Regions from separate parts of the Mus musculus genome. Here region 2 is linked to region 1. Evidence: chromatin loops called from intact Hi-C (ENCODE). Cell type or tissue: heart. All regions are shown on one strand.

Evidence for each region. Hi-C counts contacts between places; a loop is a spot of excess contacts. Peaks named below come from ENCODE experiments on the same cell type or tissue, not always from the same donor. Only the 100,000 strongest peaks of a DNase experiment are listed, where the experiment ranks them.
Region 2: a loop joins it to region 1, with 2.6 times the contacts of the local background. A loop is called at or near these places in 1 of 42 quality-filtered maps.

What each region holds. Positions count from the first base shown.
Region 1 is chr5:113,769,906-113,777,905 of GRCm38, forward strand. It overlaps Sart3 (squamous cell carcinoma antigen recognized by T cells 3), which reads right to left and starts at 2,495. Exons shown (of 19, transcript NM_016926.2): 1 at 1,416-2,495. The coding sequence starts at 1,730. Iscu (iron-sulfur cluster assembly enzyme) reads left to right here and starts at 2,896. Exons shown (of 5, transcript NM_025526.5): 1 at 2,896-3,039; 2 at 4,358-4,471; 3 at 5,313-5,423; 4 at 6,866-6,944; 5 at 7,928-8,000. The coding sequence starts at 2,923. In heart, a CTCF peak has its summit at 3,916 (motif pointing right); DNase peaks (open chromatin) are centred at 1,756, 2,016, 2,776, 7,136 and 2 weaker places; H3K4me3 peaks cover 3,959 bases; H3K27ac peaks cover 2,654 bases.
Region 2 is chr5:113,987,452-113,995,451 of GRCm38, forward strand. Ssh1 (slingshot protein phosphatase 1) reads right to left here and starts at 6,339. Exons shown (of 15, transcript NM_198109.5): 1 at 6,213-6,339; 2 at 2,195-2,235. The coding sequence starts at 6,281. It overlaps Gm52825 (a long non-coding RNA gene), which reads left to right and starts at 2,371. Exons shown (of 3, transcript XR_003955978.1): 1 at 2,371-2,426; 2 at 2,563-2,816; 3 at 2,958-4,783. In heart, CTCF peaks have their summits at 3,379 (motif pointing left) and 6,863; DNase peaks (open chromatin) are centred at 5,070, 5,290, 5,840, 6,460 and 2 weaker places; H3K4me3 peaks cover 2,651 bases; H3K27ac peaks cover 3,168 bases.

The DNA of each region.
Region 1 (8,000 bases):
TTTGCTCAAACCATTCTAATCTGAATTCATCACCTACCCCTGCTAGCATACTGGATTATAAAGGAGTTATCACCAATAACAGATCAGGGACCGCTTTACTACCTGGGACCAGGCACTGGGGCCATAGTTACCATGGCAACTTCATTAGGCAGGAGTCATGGGCTATAATGATTATTTCACAGAAATTATTGCTCCTAATCTACAGTGGAAGCTGTTTAAAAAAAAAATCACTGAGGACACATGAGTATTAGTTGTTACCGAATTCCAAAAGGATGCAGCCTTGGCGATTAGGAACATTGGCTGCTCTTCTAAAGAAACCAGTTTTTAATTCCCAGCAACCACAGAACCCCTGACAACAGTCCCTAATTGCAATTGCAGTTCGAGGAGACCTGATGCTCTCTTCTGGTCTCTGCTCACACACCCATTCGGGGAAAACACTCATACACGTAAATTAAAAGGGAGTTGGGGGCGCTGGATATGGCAGCTCTGGCCTGGTAGGGGCGACAGAGGCAGGCATATCTCTGTGAGCTCCAGGCCAGCCTGGTATACATAATGAGTTCCAAGGCAGTCAAAGCTACATACTGAGATCCTGCCTGAAACCCCGCCCCCACAAAAAAGAAAGAAAGAGGGAGAGAGAGACAGAGAGACAGAGAGAGAGAGAGTGAGTGAGTTGGGCCCTGGCCTTCAGACCAAAAGCCTCAACCTCTGCACTTCTATTACAGTCGCGTTCGTTTTTTTCGTTCTACACCACTTTTGACCACTATTACTATCCTTAAAGGAAAATAAGTTCCCCTCCGACTGTCAGACAGTTAAACCACTTGGTTAAGAGTGACAGTCCGGCCGGGCGTGGTGGCGCACGCCTTTAATCCCAGCACTTGGGCGGCAGAGGCAGGCGGATTTCTGAGTTCGAGGCCAGCCTGGTCTACAAAGTGAGTTCCAGGGCTACACAGAGAAACCCTGTCTCGGAAAAAAAAAAAAAAAAGAGTGACAGTCCGGGGCTGGAGAGATGGCTCCGCCGCCACACCTGATGACCAAGAGTTCAATCCCCGGAACACACATGGTTAAAAGACAACCGTGTCCACGCAGGCATACAAGCACAAGTTTAAAATAAGAAGAAAAAAAAGAGAGAGTAAAAGCTTAAAAAGATAAACACTCTCAGGTGCGGTGGCACCTTGTGCAGGAGCCCCCTCAACGAGCCTCAGTTTCCCGGGGAAACCGGATTAAACACTATTCAATGGAATACTTTAGGGACGCCCTGGGCGCGCACTGAGCCGGGGACGCGGGGACTCACGGTGGCTCACGGCGTCCCGGCGACCTCAGCGGTCTCCATAACCACGGAGGACCGAGGGGGCGGGCCGGGCCTGGGGACCCGAAGGGAGGAAGGGAGCCCGCCGCCGCCACCCAGGCCGGCCAACCTGCTCCTCCAGCCGCTCGATCTCCAGCTGGTTCTTCTCCTCCTCCTCGTCGTACTCCCACTCGTCCTCCCCGGCGGAGCTCTCGGCGGAGGAAGCCATGGCGTCCTCCTCATCCCCATCGCTCCCGCTCGCGCCTTCCCGCTGCAGGTCCCATCCGGGGCCCTTGGCCTCCGCCGCCTCCGCGGCCACAGCGCCGGACAGCACCTTCCGCTGCACACCGGCCGGCTTCGCCTCATCCTCTTCTCCCTCGGCCTCAGGCCCGGCCTGGGGCTCAACCTCCGGCTCGGACGCCGAAGATGCGGCCGTCGTCGCCATCTTGCGCAGCCCGCGACTCTCGGGTCTTCCCTCGCCCGCCGAAGCCCGGCGAGCATCGGGCTGTCCGCGGCGTCTGCCTGATCAAAACTCCGCTCGGCCACCAGCGGGAGCGTCGCGGACGGCCTCAGGGAGCAGGAAGCTGTGGAGAATCCACCGCTGATGCTATCCTTTAGCGCCTCCAGACGCCACCGTCAGAAGAAAAGGCTCACGAGCATAACCTGCGTCCGGCTACAACCGTGGACAGCTGTCGGGTCTTTGGGCCGGAAGTGGCAGCCACAGCTGAAGTGGTGCGTGCGTGATGTCCGTAGTTAAGGTCGAGGCGCCATCTTAGGAAGGTCAAAGTCGTCGCTTTGGACTAAAGACCTTCTGTAAGGCTCGGCCGGCTCCGGTGCGTGGTTGTTTCCCGGCAACCGACCCTCAAGTGCGGACAAGATTGCAGTTCCTCCGCGATCGGATGCACCATCTCATGGGAAAAGTCTCATCTCTCGAATAAAGCTCCCTCCCCTTTGTAACACCTAGTACCTCGTAGTTGTGTTAAACGAGTCGCTTTTGTGGATTTTTATAGTCAATGATAATACATTACAATAAGTATTGATTCGGAATGATGTGCATGGCGGTAAAACAAACGTAGGTGTCGAGGGATGGGGTTCGTTTCTCTTATACCCCTCGTTCTCGAGGTCGGAAAAGCGTTGCTGTTTCCCTCTGCACTGCCTTTCCCCTTCATCAACAAGGTTAACGAGCCAGAAATCGCGTCCGTTTTGCTCCCAGGATTTTTTTTTTTTTTTTTTTTTTAGTGACACCTAGAGTACACTTAATATGCATTTGCTCCATGGGTGAAACGGCTACCTCGGAATTAGTAAAAAAAAAAAAAAAAAAAAAAAAGGAAGAAAGAGAGAGAGAAAGAAAGAAAAGGAACTCCACAGCCTGAACAAAAGTCTACCAGGGACGTATGCATGATCGAATCATAAACACGCCTGAAACCGAGCATCCCCACGCCCATCGCAGCACCAGACAACCTTGCACGCCGCTTCGGACCTTCCCGCTCTGCGCCTGGCCACGCCCCTTCCGAGGGCGCGGTCAGAGGGGGCGTAGCCGGGCCGAGACGCCAGCGCAAGCGCCGAGCTGCGGTGACGTCGAACGGGCGCGCCATCCCTCCGGCGTCGCCGAGGTCGACGCAGCTCAAGCCGGCAGGATGGCGGCGGCCACGGGAGCTGGCCGTCTGAGGCGGGCGGCGTCGGCGCTGCTGCTGCGGAGCCCGCGCCTGCCCGCCCGGGAGCTGTCGGCTCCGGCCAGGCTCTACCACAAGAAGGTATGGGCGGGCGAGGGGGTGCGCGAACCATCGAGGGGACCTGCCGCCGTTGCGCAGATCACCAGCACCGAGGAGCCCCGCGGCCGCCTCTGCCCCGCCGCGGCCGTCACTCCGAGTGTCCCAAGGCTGACAGCCCAGAAGGGAGGGTCCGGGTATGTCGTGCCGGGGGTCAAGGGGCAGCACGCACACACACACACACACACACACACACACACACGCATGCTTGAGCACACTCGACAGCACCAGCGTCCTCCCCAGCTAAGCCATTGCCCTGGCCAGATGGCCTTGATCAAGTCACTGGTCCCCTCCCATCCTTTCTCTCAGACCTGACAGGAGTCTTCTGAAGTCCCCGTACGTGGAGCGCTCGGTCCAACCAAGGGAAACCACTGATGGCGATTTATTTACTCTTTTAGGAGCCGATGGCCTCGAGCTCAGCCAAGCACCTAGCCCAACATTAAAACTTCGGTTCTCAGTTGTGTGTTTATTGGTAGGGAGCAGAAAGTATAGAAGAAGAGTAGTTTGCGGGCCCCCACGCTTTTAGGGACGTTAAAATCCTCTTGACAGGAGACTCACTCCGAAAAACAAGGCTACCGCAGATGTACAAGACACTCCCTCCCCCCCCCCCCAAAGTCCTTGATTAGATGATGCGTTATGGGGGCTCAGGGCTTAGACTCAATCTGCAGATGAGGGTGCCTCCTGGTAACTAGCGGGAGAAAGCTCGGTTATTAAATCTTAGTGTGTCCCTGACTTTAACAGCTGCTTGTTCTGTTCTGGCTTGGGTGCTCTTGCCCAAGGCCTTCTACCCCAAAGGGAAGGTTGTTTTGTTGACATTATAGCTGCAGGACCTTGACGGGCTGGCAGCCTTAAGGCACCAGGGGGCGCTCCTGCCACAGGGTAGCGCTGTGTTTATGTTTACAGCCACCAATGACTCGTTCGTTCCCCAACCTCCAGCTCATCTCTGACCTTGAAACTTCTGGGGAACTCTTCCATTTGGGGCTGTTTTTATTCTCGGGATTTTTTGTAAGTGCATACTTCTCTTTGTGTATTGTGTTTGGTAAAAAAGAGAAGTTGTGCTTTGAGCCCAGATCTGGTACAGTGTGTGAGTCAGGGGATTACTTCTGGTTGACAGCCCCCTGAAAGGAAGATGTGTCTGAGTTTTCACCGGTTTCTTGGACAGTATCTTCGATACAAAGGTCGTTGGGGAGGAGATAGAAAGAGTTTGGGTCACACATGGGTCTCCCACCTCTGTCCCATACAGATTGCTGATCTGAGAGAGAGAGTAAAGACCGTAGCGATTTCTGTTGATCTGCCATTTCAGGTTGTGGATCATTATGAAAACCCTCGGAACGTGGGATCCCTTGACAAGACATCTAAAAATGTTGGAACCGGATTGGTGGGGGCTCCGGCATGTGGTGACGTCATGAAACTGCAGGTACTGACTGGGTGAAAGGATTACTACCTGCACCCCAACAAGACCTCACAAAGCATTTTTGTCCTGTCTGTGTATTCCTGTGAGGAGGGATCAGTGGCTGACATGGATGATGAGGGTAGAGACTCGGGTCTCGTTCTGAAACAGATGACCTTATCTTCCACCTCACTGATCAGTGTAGATCCTGCTCTCACCGAGCAATCGAAAGACTCTGTGACTGTTCTGACCAAGTGAAGGCCACCAGGAGCTAGCGCTTTCAGTGAGAAAAGGAATATTGTGTTAACCAAACCTCTCCAGGAAAAGGAAGCGGGGCAGAGGGAGGTGGCAGGCTGTGCTTCAGTCAGCCATAGCTTTAGCTCAGCCTCCTTCATGGCAAGCAGGAAAGAGCCGCTAATTATAGTTGGTGCCCCAGAGAAAGGTACTGATGGAGCCATGGTTGCAGGTAATCTCTCTCTGTCTCTTTCTGTCTCTCTGTCTCTGTCTCTCTGTCTCTCTCTCTCTCTCTCTCTCTCTCTCTCTCTGCGCCTGAGGTGCTAACAGGGGCAGCAGCTGTAAACAGATCTCTGCAAAACAGGAGTTCACATACAGCGGGCTAGGGCTGAAAACAACCAAGTGGGGTGAGGGGCACCATTTCCCTACCTTTGTGCCAGCTGGACCTGTGTGGACCCCAAGTTTCACTCTCTGTCACCAAGCTCTGTGAAACAAATCACGGTGACCAATGTCACAGCATCTGGAGTGGACACTAGCCAGGGCTCATGTGGAACACACACTGTGGACCTCCAGAAGGTCCCAGCTCTCAAGGACAGGTCCAGCTGTGGCCGCTTAGCTTCTGTTTCCTTTCTAGATCCAGGTGGATGAAAAGGGGAAGATTGTGGACGCCAGATTCAAAACATTTGGCTGCGGCTCCGCCATTGCCTCCAGCTCCTTAGCCACAGAGTGGGTAAAGGGGAAAACGGTAAGACCACTCACAAGTGTCATAAAGCTATTTAATCCCGGAGCAGTAAAGCCCAACAGAGGCAGAAGGAGCTCTGTGAGTTCTAGGCCAGCACGGGATACGTAAGGAGACCTGTCTCAACAAAAAACATGGAATTAAATCAGAACTCCCTGTGACCCTGGCTCTGGGAGAGTCTACTCATGAGTCGCAGCAAAGCAAGAAGCAGGAAGATAAAGATGGTGACTTCAAAGCCTGCCTGGGACACCCAGCAGGAACTCAAAAAAAAAAAAAAAAAAAGAAAAGAAAAGAAAAGAAAAGAAAAAAGCCAGTTTTTTAAGCCCTGGTTACATTCCTCACGCTGGGAGTTCAAGGCCATCTTGTTGCTTAAGGCAACGTGTCAGTCGCTGCTGTCACTGGTTGTCAGTTCCGTAGATGAGGATCAGCACCAGGCCGCCCAGCCACAGAACTGAAAGGCAGTCTTGGGCTCTCCCTGATGTCCCTGAGGTCACCAAGGTCCCCTGAGAGCTGCTGTGCGGCATTCACAGTTTTGTCCCATCTCCTGCTTCAAGTAGGAGTCCAGACGGGCATGCACAGGAAGGCAGAGACAGCCGCGTCCGAGGGAGGCTTAGAAATCAAAATCTTTAAGAGCTGAAACTGCTGAGATCCAGCAGCTATGAAACCACCCACGCTAACATGGCATGGTGGCACAGGGCACACAAGCCTGTAATCCCAGCTCAGACAAGGAAGGGACAGGAGGCTTGGGGTGTGATGGTCTCCCTCAGCTACTTAGCAATTGAAAGACCACCCCAGACTGCATGAGACCCTGTCTTAGAACAGTGTGGACCTTCACGGGGCCCAGTCCTGGATGCTCACAACGCCAGCCAGCTCTAACAGAGCCACCTGCTCCACAGGATCCAGGCGTTCTGGCCGTTGAGCTCCTGGGGGCCAGGGAGACCCACACCTGCTTGCTCTGGGGGAAAATGGCTCGAAGGAAGTTGGTTAAGAACTAGCCTTGGAGAAAGGGGAAGTGAGACTGGGCACATGCTCCTGGTATTTCAGGGCTCTGAACTACGGTCAGACAGTAGGAAGACCCTTTCTCTGACCTTGAGGCCTCTTGTCTGAGGGAGACCGGCTTTCCTTAATGCATAAGCATGCCTCTGCCTCTTCATCCATCAGAGGTCTCAGACCCCCAGGCATCCTCAGGCAGATGCTGCCCAGCAGCCTAGGCGATGCCTGCCTTCAGTGGGCAGTGAGCATTCTTGTTCCTGCTTACACAGCCAGGAAGCCCGGGTTGTGTCCCCGACTAGAGATCCCTTGGTACACAGTGGCAGCCCTGCCCAGGAATTGTGTTGAATTAATTATGTAGCAGGAGTTCCCTCAGACAGCCTATCCTGAGGTGTGTTCTGCCCACGCTCAGCAAGGTCAAGTTCACTGAAACTGTACTTTACCCCGCCACACTTCAGGTGGAGGAAGCCCTGACCATCAAAAACACCGACATCGCCAAGGAGCTCTGCCTGCCGCCTGTGAAACTGCACTGCTCCAGTGAGTCTGCCCCACCTGCCAGGCAGCTTGGATCTGTTCAGAGTCTGCTGTTCCCACCCCACGGTGGCCGGGCAGCTGAGACAGGCAGCTCTTCCCCCACCCTGCGCTTCCCCAGTCTGCCTTTGCTGTCTCTGAGTGTGTCTGCAGTGCCTGAGGCCACAGTGCACTACCTACCACACTGCCCCACGAGAGCCTTCCCACACTGCTAAGCCTCTTCCAGAAAGCAGAAGTAAGACGTCACCCTGACATGCTCAGCTTTCTGCCCCCTTCCAGCTCTCGGCTTCTGCTTCGCCCATAGCCTCACCCTCGGTATCCTCTCAGTACTAGCCTTCCAGTGTGGGGCTGCAGCAGGAGGCATGCAGACTGCTGCCAGGTGACAAGCACTCTCTGCAATACCCTCACTGTTCCAGCCAGAAAGGTGTGCAAGTAGCACACTCTTGAATCTTCCTGACTCTAGTACCCACCAACTTAAAAAGGTTCTCTTCCTTAAGCCCGCCTCTCAGGCCAGGGAGATGGCCCAAGTAACAACTTGCCACCAAGCCTGAGTTAGAACTTCTAAACCCGGGGTCTGGTGAGATGGCTCAGTGGGTAAGAGCACCCAACTGCTCTTCCAAAGGTCCGGAGTTCAAATCCCAGCAACCACATGGTGGCTCACAACCATCCATAATGAGATCTGACTCTCTCTACTGGAGTGTCTGAAGACAGCTACAGTGTACTTACATATAATAAAAATAAATAAATCTTATTAAAAAAAAAAAAAGAACTTCTAAACCCATTCCCCAAAGTTGTCCTGTGACCACCACGCATGCCCAAGCACATTCAGCCACTCACATACAAGCACAAGCATACGTATTCTAAATAGATAGGTATTTATACCGACATACAAATATACAATGCTGTATGTGTGTAAGTGTATAAGATGTAATAAAGACCATGCCTCTGGTGTCAGACATTGAAGCTGTCTACCTTCCCATGCCTTCCAGTGCTGGCAGAAGACGCCATCAAGGCCGCCCTGGCTGACTACAAACTGAAGCAAGAGTCCAAGAAGGAGGAGCC
Region 2 (8,000 bases), 220 kb after region 1:
TGCTACTGTTGTATTTATTCTGATGTTAATTCTGCTTCCCCAAAGAACAGTCCCTCTTGAGGAAGCAGATCTAACCCTGATCATATTCATGTGATCTCATGTGAATTTTCTTGCCATTCTAGCTACTCAATAAAAGCTAGACCCTATGATTGGGCAGTGGAAGGGAAAGGTGCAACAAGAGGTTCTGGAGAGTGATGGGAGAGAGTACAGGAAGAGGAGGAAGCCATGATGGAGCAGAACCATGTGTCCAGGAGAAACCACAAGTAGGGAAGGGTCTTATAGCTGGGGAATAAGTTAGTAGTTAGATCTGCCCAGTCTAGGCATATAGCTAGACTTCAGATGGGCAAAGAGAAGGAGGTCTGAATTTTTGGCAAAAAAAAAAAAAAAAGTCCAGATGACTTTGGTGTCCCCTACAGTAACTGGTGACTAATATCTTTTTTTGTTGTTGTTTTTCAAGAAAGGATTTCTCTTATGGCCCTGGCTGTCCTGGAACTCACGGAACTCACTCTGTAGACCAGGCTGGCCTCAAATTCAGAAATCTATCTGCCTCCAAGTACCAGGATCAAAGGCGTTTGCCACCACACCCACTTGGTGACTACATCTTATGGGAATTTTACAAAATGTATTATCATTTCATGTTTCTAGGGATTTTGCCTGCATTTATCTCTATGTACCTATGCACACATGATGACCAAGGCCAAAAGAAGGTGTCAGGTCATATAAACTAGAGTTACGAGTGGTCGTGAGCCACCACACTGGTGCTGGGAACCAAACTCAGGTCCTCTGCAAGAGCAGCCAGTGTTCTTAACTACTGAGCCATTTCCAGCCCTTAAGAACTGTCTCAGTAGGGAACTGCAACCCTATAGGTGGAACAACAATATGAACTAAGCAGTACCCCGGAGCTCTTGTCTCTAGCTGCATATGTATCAAAAGATGGCCTAGTCGGCCATCACTGCAAAGAGAGGCCCATTGGACTTGCAAAGTTTATATGCCCCAATACAGGGGAACGCCAGGGCCAAAAAGGGGGAGTGGGTGGGTAGGGGAGTGGGGGTGGGTGGGTATGGGGGACTTTTGGTATAGCATTGGAAATGTAAATGAGCTAAATACCTAATAAAAAATGGAAAAAAAAAACTGTCTCAGTGAGCTCGGCTACCAATCAATCCCAATCTCACACGACACTTTTAATCCCAGCACTCACTCAGGAGGCAGAGGCAGATGGACCACTGAGTTCAAGGCCAGCCAGGTCTACAGTGAGTTCTAGGACAGTCAGGGCTACACAGAGAGACCTCATTTTGAAAAAAAAAAAAAAAAAAAAAAAAGCAAGCAAAAAGAAGTGATGTTCTGACTTCAAAAGTAGCAGCTTGTCCAAAGCAGAATGAAAAAACAGAGGGCATAGTACAATGATTGTTAAACACAGACAGGAACTTCTGCAAGAAAATATATCAGGGGCGACGAGAGGGCTGAGCGGGCATAGGACCTTGCTGCCAAGCCTGAGGACCTGAGTTCAATCCAAGGGACCCACATGAAGAAATGAATGCTCCAAACTGTTCTCTGATACACACACACAGACACACACAGACACAGACACGCTCACACACATGTAACAACAACAAAGGAAATGAAGGGCACAGAAAAAATACAGTTATTTGCCTCCTTTTGCAAATGACATCCCATATCAAGGCAGTTACAGGCTGCTGGTGTTTAGTGGTAGAGCCTTTGCTTAGCCTGCTTGAGACCCTGTGTGTGCTCAGCAGTTCTTCCTCCCCCTAAGCAGGGAGTAGCCAAGCACATACGATTTTTACTTAATTGTTCATTTACTGTGGTGCTGCGGATGGACCCAGAGCCTTGTACGTGATGGGCAAAGGACACATCCCAGGTTTTTTGTTTGTTTACTATGTAGTCCAAGCTGGCCTTAAAACTGCAACCCTGCCTCATCAGCTCCTAGAATCACAGGTATGTACTACAACCAGTAATCTCTACAGTAGTATTTCACCACGGAGCTTGGGCTGGCCCGGAACGTGCTATGTAGAGCAGGCTGGCCTCGAACTCAAAGAGATCCAAATCCCTTCTGGTAAGATTACGAGCTTGTAGCTTGGGCTTCCATGAAGACACGGTTATAAAACCATTTTTCAACCGTACAACAGTGCTCTTCACCTACTTCCCGGACCTAAGGACAAACGCCAAGTGGACTTACCTGAGGTTCAATTTCCGTTCTTCATCGCTGCCAGCCTCCAACTACAGGGAAAGAGAGAGAAAGTGTGTGACCTCACAGCCGCCACTATTAGCTCTGACAGCAGACTCCCCGGTGCCCGGCAAAGATAAAGGCATCCAGGAAGGAGGCTGCCGTGTTCGAGACACACCCCCTGCCCTCTCCATGCCAACCTGATGTGTTGTTCCTCTGAGTCACTCTCGCTCCACATTTTCAGGTTTCCTAATGTTTATCCCTATTTCTGTCTCAGCCGCCTGAGCCGAGCCCCATGGGCTCTGTTTCCCAAGGCTCTTTCAAGCCCTAGACTAGACAACACACTGACTCTGAGTCTTATTCTGGTTTTGTTTTTACAGGAAACGGGATTACCGTCTTAAGAAAACCTATTTCTTTGTGGAGCCAGGCACACCAGCAAGCCCGAGGAATACCACTGAAAAACTCCATCCCAAAGAAGGTCCACACACCTGTCACCCTGGCTACTTAACAGGCTAAGGCAGGGGAACCGTTTGCCCCAGGGATCTGAGAGCAGCCCAGATAACACAGCAAGCGGGCATGTCCAAAACCAAACTGAAACGAAAAGCCACGCCAGACAAGACTTCGGCCATGGAAGGTATCCGGGCATTGAATTCTAAATATCTTAACCCCATCACTACTTACTCCCCTCCCCACCTCTCCTTTCTGGGCAAAAACACAAAATGAGAAGAAAACACAAGGTGGTCCAGGAGGAGTTGGCGTGTTTTTTTTTTTAAAGCACCCACTGTGTGGAAGAGAACATCAGAGCAGTGTGACAGCCAGGACAGACACAAGACTGACTGGGGACCAGCCAGCCAGCCAGAGGTCAAGGGCAGCAGGAACTGGATCCAGAGCTAAGGTAGGAAGGGAACTGGGCAGTATGGGATATACATCAAGAGGAGACCATTTCCACCAAGAATGAGTATTCCATAAGGTGTCCCCCTTATATGAAGAGTCTATGTACAACTTTATAGATGTACACACTGGGAATGGACCGCGTTGGCTCCTGGGCTGTAAAGGAGAAGGGAAAAACCAGGGCAGGCCCCCCACACATTGCAGCACTAGACAGAAGCAAACAGCAGCAGCGGATCACCACATGTAAGGACTCCTTCAATAAGGGCCACTGGGGCATTTTTTTGGAGGGTGCTACTGGCATCTAGTGGGCGGAGCAAGAGGATGCTGCTGAAGGAGAAGCCTCCACCTCTGAGTCTCAGGGTCAGCAGCGAGGCTGAGAAGCCCTGGTCCCAAGTGCCTGGAGACTAGCCTGTGCCCATGAAAAACAGACCTTGCACATTGGTCCAAAACAATGTTGCTATACACCTAGGGGAAACAGTTTATGTATCTCTTTCTCAGCTCCCCTTGATCTCACAAAGGAATTCAATAAGGTCAACAGGAAAAGGACAAATACGAGATAATTAAAGATCCAGAAAGTATGGGGAGGTGATGGGGGACAAAAGTAAGAGGACAAGATTGCTGTGGGACCAAGAGCTGTGATTTCCCTTGGTTTCCCAGGCTTCACTGCTAACCTAGCTCTGTCAGGAAACCGCTGTCTCCCTGACTCATAAAAGAAGTGGCATTTGGATAACAGACTGGGGGAAAGAGGACACGGGCTCCGCAGCCATTGACTTCTTAGTCACCATCTGAGGTTTTCCACTGAAAGGTGATGTAAGGTCAGGAATGCCAGAGAAGCAGAGAGAGACGGCATCATCCCCAAAGAAACAATCCAGGCCCATCCGAAGATCTGACTTGGAGAGAGAGAGGAAGCCAAGTGGGAAAAGGATGGGCGGGAGGCACAGCCAATCGGGATTCCAGTCTCCCAGCACAGGGAGCACCTGCTGTCTACTCTCTCTGCCTTGCTCCTGACCTGGGCACATCGGGAAGGCAGCTTAGCCATCCCAGGAACATCCCAGGTGACAAAGGCATGCTCAAGTTAAAGAAAAGCCATCTGGGATTTTAGGGTTTGTGTGTACTTGCAGGTGTGACTGGTATGTGTTCACATGTGCATGTGTGTGTGTATGTGGCTGCTGGCGATGTCATTGTCTTCCATATTGAGTCAGGGTCTCGCTCACCTTGCCCATTCTTAATTTCACTAGCCTGGCCATGCAGCCTGTACTAGGGGTTTCCTGCCTCCACCTTCCACATTCCTAGGATGTAAAAGTCAAGAGGGCTCTGGGCCTCCTCACACTTTAAACATTGGCTTTCTTCTGGGCTTTCTCTTCTGTTAATTGGTCATTGGGAGATCATCATATAATGATTTAAAATGGAGGCTGGAAGGGGGCTGCAGAAGAGAGCTCCGCAGTTAAAAGCATTTGCTGCTCTTCCAGAGGACCTAAAAGCAGATGCCCAGATCCACAACCTGCAGCTCACAAGCCCCCTGTAAGCCTAGCTCCACAGGATCCAACATCCTCTTCTGGTCTCCGTGGGCACCTGCATATGCCCAGAAGCAGACAGAGAGACAAACGCATGCACACACATGCATACACACCTTAATGTAATTTTTAAAATGTAGGTAGTGTGCGTAGTGCCAGGCACACACAAGGGTCTGGTTCAAACATTTAGTACTAAATAACATTAATAATAATAATAATAATAATAATAAAATGATTTTTAAAATGTCCTAATCAGTGTCCTGAAAAAAATTTACCCCCCATACAATGAATTCTTATAGAAAGGAAAGAAATGATTAGACCCAGTATGGGCAAACCTTGAGACCAGCACGCTTAGAGGGAGAAGCCAGACAGAGGCAACACTGCATATTTCCTGTTATATGAACTACAGCGTAGGCAAATGTAGAGAAGTAGGGGACGCCCCGGGGTGGGGGTGAAGCAAAGACAAGCGGTAACTGAGAAGGGCGGGGCGCTGAAGCTTCGGGACTGAGTGGCTGAGCGGGTGTGTCTACTAACGCTGACTTACATACTTCCAAAAGGTAAAGCCACAGGCTGTGAGTTACATCTCAACTAAAAAAAAAAAGATTAAAAGCCTAAAAATGTGTCTAATACAGGAACTGGAAGCGACCAAGTGTTAAATTCCCATAACATTATGGAAGTTGGCTAGAAATCCAGGCTGAGAGCCAGGTGTGGAAAGCTCTTCTGAACTGACAACATCTGAGACGCAGAGGCAGGGGGCCAGCCACAACTACATGATGAAGGAAGGAAGGAAGGAAGGAAGGAAGGAAGGAAGGAAGAGAATTTCGGCTGCAAAGGCCTGTACTGCCCCTCCCTGCTTCCCTATGCTCCTGTAGTTTCCTAGGAAGAACACAAGATAAAAGGCACTTTGTAAACTGTTGTAGGGGAACCGAGCTGTGTGGGAAGAGAGGCCTTACTACAATCTAACTTCTCAGTTGCCCTGCCTAATTGTGTGCAAAGAGGAGGCAACCAGAACCTTCTGCCTGCAGATAAAACTCATGAAAGAGTCTCAGACAGAAAGGGCCCTGGAGGCTTAACCTCACAGCCATTCTGCAAAGATGCCTGCCAGTCCCCGCAAGACGAGCCCAAAACGCACCAACACGGGCACGCAGGGGTGCTGAGCCAAGTCTCACGCAGACACACAACCCCGGGAGAGGGCCCAGATTCCAGCTGGCAACTTCCTGGGCCTGCGGGGCTAGCCCAGCACAGCGGGGCGTCCCCTGCAGCCGGCTGGGTCATCCGGGGTTTACTCCGAGGCCTTAAGCTCATCAGGGGAAGGGGGTGGGATGAGCCCGGCTGGGGTAGCACAGCCTGGGGCAGGCCGTCCTGAGGACCCGGACGCTCCGGTCCCCATCTACCCCGATTAAGCAGCATGAGCTCAGGCCCCGAGCGGAACCCGAGACCCTGCAGCCCAGAGCCGACCAGAGCCTTTCCTGGTGCCCTGCGATCTGGAAGCATCCCCCCCCGCCCCCCCACCTCCGCGACCCCAGCCCGGCGCATGCTCAGTCACCGGGACGCGGGGACGCCCGCACCCCAAGGGCGGACGCACCTCCGCCTCACACCTTGTGGGAGGGTGCGGCCGGGCTCACCTCGCTGTTGCTTGCGGAGGAAGACGCGGCGCTGGGCGTGGGAGAGCGCTGAAGGGTCACCAAGGCCATCGCGGCGCGGGCCCGGCCCGGGGCCTCCAGCAGCCGGCCGGGCAGCCGCGCCGGGCCCGCCCCTCGCTCCCTCCCTCTTCCCTCCTCCCTCCCGCAAACTCCCCACCCCCCACCCCCTTCCCCGGCTCCGGAGTCCGCCGGGCCCGCAGCGCTCGGGCAGTGATGCGCATGCGCCAGTGACCGGCCTGGGGCGGGCCCCGCCGCGCGGTCACGTCCACTCGCGCGCGCCCCCGCGCTGGCTGCAGCCGCCCGGCCTGGGCCCCTCCTCCGCCGCTAGACTCGCGGGCAGCGTAGGGAAACTGAGGCCTCCGAAGGCAAGGCCAGCAGAGCAAAGCTGCCCAGAGTTTGTAAAAGACTCACTCGTTTATTCTTTCAAGGAAAGTTACTCTGCTCATACAAAGTGCGGGGCCTCCCCCCACCCCACCCCACCCCCGGGACTGTGAAATCCGCTTGCAGAGTTGCTTTGCATAGGATTGGGGTGTAGCCCAGTAGCAGGGTGTCCCGCCGGCCTACTCAAGGTCCTGGATTCCAACGCCTGCACCACCAAGGGCTGATCTAATCTTCGAATTCCTTCTGGTGTCTAGAAACGCAGACTAGTGGGTGGCGAGAGGAAAGGCTTCTCGAAGGAGTAGTACTTGCTAGGAGGCAGGATTTCCGTGAGCTGGACTAACCCACGGAGGGAGAGAGAACTGTGGGCCGGCCAGAAGCTTGCCCGGGGACAGCAGTGGGGATAAGCGGGCGCGTTGCATTGGCTTTGGAAAGGTTGCCAGTGGGCCAGGGTGAGGGACCCCAGCAAGGCGGTACTGGGCAACTTGATAGAAACTTCTCTTTCACAGAGCCCCGACCCCTACTCTGGACCTCTTGTGGTACCCAAGCCTTGCTAATCACAAGTCTCCAGTCCCACTCCATCATCCTCAAAGCCCGAGAGGAAACCTGGCTCCTCCCTGCCTCTTCCACCGTCTTGAGGGTATCAACAGTCTCCATCCTCAAATAAGGATTGTCTTTCTTTTTAAATTTTTATTTATTATTATCTGTGTGTGTGTGTGATATGCGTATGAATACATGCATGAATCAAATTCAGGTCACTAGCCTTAGTGGCAAGGCTCCTTTATGTACCATGTAACCAACCCTTAAAGGGGATTTTCAGTGGGGTTACCCCGCAATGTAAGGAAGTTTCCAGTTGCTCGTATTTAACAGACGCTCCTGCTAAGTGCAAAGAGTCTCGGTTTTTAAAGATCTGAGAATGGCGCCATTAACTGCCCCCTATGTCGACACAAAGCATCCTCTGCATTTTCAGAAGGCAACTATGTCAAAACAGGACTGAGTATACTTTTTGTCTGTGAATTTGGTCCACAGTTTTTCAGCACTAAGTAAGACAGGTTTTGAATGGCAATACCCAGCAGGGCTCCCCTCTGTTTGGAGCTATTCTTTGGCTGATAGATGATCACGAGTGTTCCAGAATGCCAGCTTTGTGTGTGTGTGTGTGTATATCTGTGTATGTGTGTGGGTGTGCATGTGTGTATGAGTGTGTGTATATGTATGTGTATACATATATGTGTGAGTATGTGTGCATATGAGTGTGTGTATGTATGTGTGTGTGAGAACATATGCATGTCACAGTTTGACCACCTGCAGAGGTCAAGACATCTCTGCGGAGTCAGTTTTAAACTCATAAAGTTGTGGATGTCATCAATTAGAGCAGAGACGACCTTCTCAGCC